Linked DNA regions of Homo sapiens: region 1 is linked to region 2. The links are chromatin contacts, found by Hi-C or POLR2A ChIA-PET in ENCODE. All regions are on one chromosome and are shown on one strand. The core of a region is the stretch at or near the end of the contact, and the rest is flanking DNA. Distances in the headings are between cores, read along the strand shown.

Region 1 (3,399 bases), core at 329-2,828, 38 kb after region 2:
TTAAAACAGTTAAACAATCAAACAAACATAGAATTAGAGTGCTGACTAGAGAACAGCTGGTGATGACGCGGGAGGGAGATCTAGGATCTATTAGAGATGTCTTCCAAGGACAAGGGAGAGGGGATTATACAAGAGTGAGGTGTTGTCCCTGATATAGACCTGAATGGGCTCAGCCCTAGACACACTTTTAAAGGTGATATGCTTACTACAACTCTTCAACACCTATTCTTCTTCTCTTTAAAAATGATCTGAAATTTATTCTCTTGGGGATAAAATTTATTGTATATATTATATATATAATATAATTCTTGTTATGTATGTGTATATATATAATTATTTGTGTATATATGTGTATATATATAATTATTTTTATTGCGTGCTACTATTCCAAGCCAGATGCTAAGTGCTGGGGACACATGTAAGCAAGTTAAACTGGCCCCTCGCCAGATGAAACTTAGTTTGCAGTTGGTGAAACAGACATTACAGAGATAATTGTGCAGTTGCTTATTTAGTTACAACCATGAAGAATACTCTGAAGGGCAAAGACAATGTGTAACAGAGTCCTGTCCTAATCCTGGCGGTTAGAGATAGTGTAGTTAAGGAGATGATATTTAAGCTTAAAAACAGAACTTAGGGAAGCTGGTCAGCCCAGGGCTTGGGCTTGAGGAAGAGAAGGGCATTTCACATAGAAGGAGCTGTGTGGGCAAAGGCTCTGGAACCATTTTGTACTATGAGAAATCCAAAAAAGAAAAAGATTTAAAAAGGAAGGGGTGGTCAGTAGCAGTCATTTAACATAATCACCTGTTTCTCCCAAGGGCAGATTGCATTGGTCCTCTACATTTTACCAGCATTGTGTAATATCAGTATGGAATAGAAAGGATTGTAATTCTGATTGGGGGAGGAGAAACCTTCATGGCGATAATTTTATTAGGGTTTTAAAGGATCGGCTGGGCTTCAGCAGACATAAACTAGAGGATAAGAAGCTATAGACTAAGTAAATTACTCTGAAATTATAAAACTTTTGGTATTAGCAAGTTGGTAGAATTTGTTTATTTCATAGGTCCCTTCTCCAGCCTGCTGGAAGCACACCATCAAATCTGCAGCCAGAACCATTTACAGTAAAGTTGTCCTGTTTATAGGTTTTTTCCATAAGCTGTTTTATTTTTTAATAAATAAGAAACAATGCCATTGTCCTTTACAAAATAGCTGAGGTTTTACTTGAACAAAATCTGTTTGGAAATGTTAAGCTGGTTACACAGAACTAATATGCCTCAAGGTGGTCATTCTCTCTGGATTAAAGCTGTGGGACAATTGTGGCTCCTGTTACAGGGAAAATTACAATGGGCCATTATGAAAAGGGACAAAAATCTCTGTTCCCAGAGGGGGACTGACAAGCTGAAAGTCCCTCTCTACATGCCAACACAAAAGCCTGATTGCTTCAGATTGTTTGTTTATGTAAATCAAAAGGATGCCTTTAACTCTGCCAGGGAACTGGCAAGCAACAAAGAAGGTGGTGATTGGCTGGATTCTTGCTCATGGCTCCTGGCAGATCTGACAAATCCTCTTGCTTTTGCTCTAATCTCTGTCTGGATACTTTTAGGAAAAGAACCTTGTTATTATGTACTAAAGTGAATAATTTGTGCTCTTAGAGTAGGAGTTGGAACTATAGGACTTGAAGGCAAGAGCAGGTATCTTATCAAGGATCTACTCACTCAGTTTCCCTAAAGCTCTCTCTCCAGATCGGATTCAACCGCACATCATGACAGATGTTCCGGCTACATTTACCCAGGCTGAGTGTAATGGGGATAAACCACCTGAAAACGGTCAACAAACAATCACTAAAATCAGTGAGGAATTGACTGATGTGGACAGCCCCCTGCCACACTACAGGGTAGAACCCAGTCTGGAAGGTGCACTCACCAAAGGAAGTCAGGAGGAAAGAAGAAAATTACAAGGGAACATGCTGCTCAACTCATCCATGGAGGACAAAATGCTAAAAGGTAAAGTGTTTCCCTTCTCCTTAATTTTCTTGTTTTGACTTATAAATTTACCCTGGATTTTTTTGATAAACTATTATCGAAATGAGCTGGACACCCCAAAAATGTAGCCCTTTATTCTACTACGCATAGTATAAGGACTAAACCTCTGCCTCTGGTGAAATCCAGGCTGGTCTATTTGACAGCTGTGACCCCAGACAACTTTCTGTCTCCCGAAGCCTGAGTTTTTTTCACTAGAAGAAGGCGGAATAATAATAATAACTACAAGTCTAGGGTAAGTATTGGCTAAATGTTAACTACTGTATTTATTATGATTATGGACAGCCCCATATTATTTGAACAAAGAGAATTCAAAATGTTAAAATTTCCTTCTAAATATAACTGAAGTTCTCTGAATTTATGGTTCTATATCTTATATATATATCTTATATAAATATTAAAGGAGAGATTACAATCAATAAAGTGATCATTAAGTAAATAAATTGAATTGATAAAGAATGAATCCAAAGAGTGAAATAGTAAATTTTAATGATCAGATTTAAAATTAAAGACTTCTACCTAGAGTTTAAATTGATAACTTATTAACTGTTGAACAATAAATATTTTAAATGTTAAAATACTGATTTTATATTTTTTTCCTAGAAAACCCAGAAGAGAAACTCTTTATTGTTCATAAGGCTATCACAGATCTTTCTCTCCAAGAAACTAGTGCTGATGAAATGACATTCAGAGAAGGTAACAAGAACTACAGTTTTGTACACAGAAATTGTTTGACTGAGTATGGATGACAGTCTTTCCATGAAATGTTGCATGAGCGTGGGGTTGACAAAGCAATCCAGGCAATGACTTCAAATTTTCAAAGCTGCTGTAGGCAGATAAGAGAGTCTTAACTTATCTGTGGGTTCCACCTTATAAAGCATTCCAGACTGTTCAAGGCTGAGGCTGCATGGAATGGCATAGCTGATTGGCATACCAACGTGATGTCTATCTCTTAAGTTAGTCCACTGAGTCAACCCTACTTTTTGATTTGGTGTGTCCAAATCTGTGTGTGCACCTTGTGAAAGGTAAATGTTTCAAAAACGGGTCTTTCCTAAAAGTCTACAATTAACATACAGCTTTTTTTTTTTTTTTTGAGACGGAGTGTCACTCTTGTTGCCCAGGCTGGAGTGCAATGGTGCAATCTCGGCAGACTGCAACCTCTGTCTCCAGGGTTCAAGCGATTCTCCTGCCTCAGCTTCCTGAGTAACTGGGATTACAGGCACCTGACACCACGCCCAGCTATTTTGTGTGTGTGTGTGTGTGTGTGTGTGTATTTTTAGTAGAGACGGAGTTTCACCATGTTGGCCAGGCTGGTCTTGAACTCCTGACCTCAGTTGATCCACCTGCCTTGGCCTCCCAAAGT
Region 2 (3,557 bases), core at 535-3,034:
AAATTTTTCTATTAACAGAGACACTTCATCAGTCTTGGCCACCTTTTGAACTCATTCAGTTCAAAACTTCCGCAGTTCAAAAGTACACAGAAGCTGATAATTAGAAATGCACACTTTTTGCACTTTTCAGGCATATTTCAGGCCTTTATCTTCTATTTTTTTCATCATCTTTGCCTTCACATTTTCTTTTTTACTTTTATTTTGTTTTCTCTGCATTTTTTACATCTCTGCTGACCAAATTTTATTAAGATTAGATAATATGTTGGTGGGGCTTAGTGAAAGAAACACTGTGCAAAATCTATGGTCTTGTGTAAAATGTAAAGACAGAACTAGTCTGTTATAAGAAGGAGATGGAAAATTTTACATACCCTAGGATCCCTGGTCTTCCTACAATGATAACAAAAGCTAGAGACAATATTTACTTTTGTTCCTACAGGGGTCACAATGCAGTGCTTCATAATTCTCTCATATCTGGTCAATGCTTCCTCATTCTCCAACCTTCTGCTGTGTAGATACTCCTTATTTTTAATGTTACCTTTGAACTCCTACCATGAAATGCAGTGAGCACCATAAGATAGACTGAGAAATAAAGTATGGAAATTGTTGCCTTGATTCCTTTTTTTATTTTGTAAATCACATCAATCAGAGGAGCACATTGGTTTTACCCCTATAGTATATACTAAATCTGACCACCATTTTTGCTACTCATCTGCCTGCAATGGTAATCTAAGTCATCAGCTGTTTTTGCCTATACTACTGAATATTTCAAATACCTAAATGATTTGCCTTCTTTCATTCCTATTTCCACCCCCATCTAACCAGAGTAAGCTTTTAAAATATAAATTAAATCATATCACTTCTTTGCTTAAAACTCCCCAATTGCTTCTCTTTGAACTTGGGTTAAATCCATTCACTTCCACAATTATTCTTGAGGGATCTGTCTCTTGCCTACCACAGACCATATTTCTTGTATTCTTGAGGGACCTGTCTCTTGCCTACCACACTGGCCATATTTCCAACCACACTCTGACTTCTGTGCTTCAGCCACACTGGTCTCTTTTCTCTAAACGTGACATGCTTACCATTGTGGTTCCCTGTTCTATAATTGTTCTTCCTGCCAGGGTTCGATTGGCAGGCTTCCTCTCATTCAGTTCTTCACTTCTTAGAGAGCTTGTCTTAGTTACCTAATCTAAATAAGCTCTTCCTTGTCCCCATTTTCCTTATTCAGTTATCATTAATTTTCTTTACAACTCTCATCTCCATCTGAAATTATGTATTAATTTATGTCCTTGTTTACTGTTTGCCATCTTAAAACAGAATTGTAGGTTTATTCAAGCATTGTACTCATTTATCTTGTTGACTGCAGTATCCTGTGTCCTGAAAACAGTGCCTGGTACTTTGTGGATACACAATAAATATTTGTTGAATGAATGAATATCCAAAGAGAGTCATGCATTGAGAAAAAAAAGAAGATATGTGGCATCTCCTACTTAGATCATGAGATCTTTATGAGTTAGCCACAGCAGGAAGATTTGTTTCAACCCAGTCTATGTTATGAACATAAAGATATTTAAATAACTCATCCTCATGTCATTTCAGTAACCAAGAATTTACTGCAGCTTTTCAGCTGCTCAGTGAAATGATTCCCAGAGGCTAAATGTGTAACACATTAAAATAAACATTTTTTTAAAACACCTTGGATGTGTGTATGACAAAAACCACACAGGGCATCTATTTTTAGAGTAATATGTCACGTGATGCTTAATTATTATCTCTGCTTATGCCAGAGAACAAGAAGTGTGTCATGACAGTCTCCTGGGTGTTTCCCCTAGGATTTCTTGTCTAAGCTGTAACTCAATTTGGCTTGCACCGCTTAATATGAAATATAAAATAATTGGTGGTTCTATACTTATGAGTCATTCAGGAAAATCAAATGGTAGAAAAAGTTGGGGAGAGAAAGAGGAGAACTGAGGAAGAAGAGCTAAATGGTAATAAGTCAGTCACCTAGGGGGATGCTGAAATTTTTTTGCCTACTTGAAAATTTTTAATGTTTCATTTTCTTCTGTGCACCAAACAGGTACTCTATAGTTGTTTGAAAAAGTCTATTTTGCTAACTGAGGAAGACAAAATCAATGATTTAAACTGCTTCTGGATTATTGGTTAAGAGTATTATAAAGATTTTTCAAGTTAAAAAGAATTAGCATACTGGTAAAATTTAATTTCCACACCTTGAAAGTCAAGTGATAATTTCTCAGTTTTTCAAATGGGGAAACCGAGTCTCAGACAAAGAGATTTGCTTAAATTCAGCATGTAAGAGCTACGGTGGAATATGTAAAACACTTAGTTATGTCTGTATATGTTTATATCTTATTGTCATTTCTCTTTGATCTCACTTATTAATAAAGGGTCTGGATTAGGGGTGTCTGTTGGAAGAAGTAATAGTATTTCAATTAGGCTGTATTAGTTTGTTCTCACAATGCTATAAAGAACTGCCCAAAACTAGGTAATTTATAGAGGAAAGAAGTTTAATTGACTCACAGTTCTGCATGACTGAGAGTGGGGGGTTCAGGAAACTTACAATCATGGTAGAAGGGGAAGCAAATATGTCCTTCTTCACATGATGGTTGGAAGGAGAAGAATGAGAACCAAGCGAAGGGGGAAGCCCCCTTATAAAAACATCAGATATCATGAGAACTTGCTCACTATTATGAGAATAGCATAGAGGAACCGCCCCCATGATTCAATTACTTCCCCCTGGGCCCCTCCCATAACACATGGGGATTATGGGAACTACAATTCAAGATAAGATTTGGGTGGGGGTGCAGCCAAACCATATCATTCTACCATTGGCCCCTCCCAAATCTCATGTCCTCACATTTCAAAGCACAATCATGCCCTTCTAAATGTGCCCCAAAGTCTTAGTTCATTCCAGTATTAACCCAAAAGTCCATGTTCAAAGTCTCATCTGAGACAAGGCAAGTCCCTTTTGCCTATGAGCCTGTAAAATCAAAATCAAGTTAGTTACTTCCAAGACACAATGGGGGTACAGGCATTGGGTAAATGTTTCCATTCCAAATGGGAGAAATTAGCCAAAACAAAGGGGTTACAGGTTCCATGCAAGTTCAAAATCCAATAAGGCAGTCATTAAATCTTAAACTTCCACAATGATCTCTTTTGACTCCATGTCTTTGACTCCAGGTCATGCTGATGCAAGAAGTGGACTCCCATGACCTTGGGCAGCTCCACCCCTGTGGCTTTGCAGGGTACAGCCCCCTCCTGGCTGCTTTCATGGGTGGCGTTGAGAGTCTGTGGCTTTTCCAGGCACAGAGGGCAAGCTGTTGGTGGATCTACCATTCTAATGTCTGGAGGATGGTGGTCTTCTTCTAACAGCTCTACCAGGCAGTGACCAAGTGGGGACTCTGTGTGTGGTGGTGTCCAATCCCACATTTCCCTTCTGCACTGCCCTAGAAGAGGTTTTCCATGAGGGCTCTGCCCCTGCAGCAGACTTCTGTCTGGACATCCAGACATTTCCATACATCCTCTGAAATCTAGGTGGA

What was found. A loop is a pair of places that touch in the nucleus more often than their neighbours do. ChIA-PET counts read pairs that join two places held with the same protein, here RNA polymerase II (POLR2A). Pooled maps may share reads with other maps.
Region 1: a loop to region 2 is called in a map with no recorded cell type, with 6 times the contacts of the local background. The contact joins the promoter of ERMN here to the enhancer-like site in region 2. A Hi-C loop is called at or near these places in 3 of 168 maps with a recorded cell type or tissue (CD4-positive, alpha-beta T cell, CD8-positive, alpha-beta T cell and HepG2), 5 of 37 single-sample maps with no recorded cell type and 6 of 50 pooled maps. POLR2A ChIA-PET finds 5 or more read pairs at or near these places in 3 of 52 experiments (activated naive CD4-positive, alpha-beta T cell, naive thymus-derived CD4-positive, alpha-beta T cell and naive thymus-derived CD8-positive, alpha-beta T cell).

What each region holds. Positions count from the first base shown.
Region 1 is chr2:157,324,003-157,327,401 of GRCh38, reverse strand. It overlaps ERMN (ermin), which reads left to right and starts at 1,578. Exons shown (of 3, transcript NM_020711.3): 1 at 1,578-2,000; 2 at 2,640-2,732. The coding sequence starts at 1,760. RefSeq lists an enhancer at 1,145-1,694.
Region 2 is chr2:157,361,943-157,365,499 of GRCh38, reverse strand. No RefSeq gene overlaps it. Among named protein-coding and RNA genes, the nearest start is that of ERMN, 38 kb to the right of the region's middle. Within about 2 kb of position 1,784, at least 2 of the 41 ENCODE cell types and tissues checked have a DNase peak (open chromatin) inside an H3K27ac peak, as active enhancers do.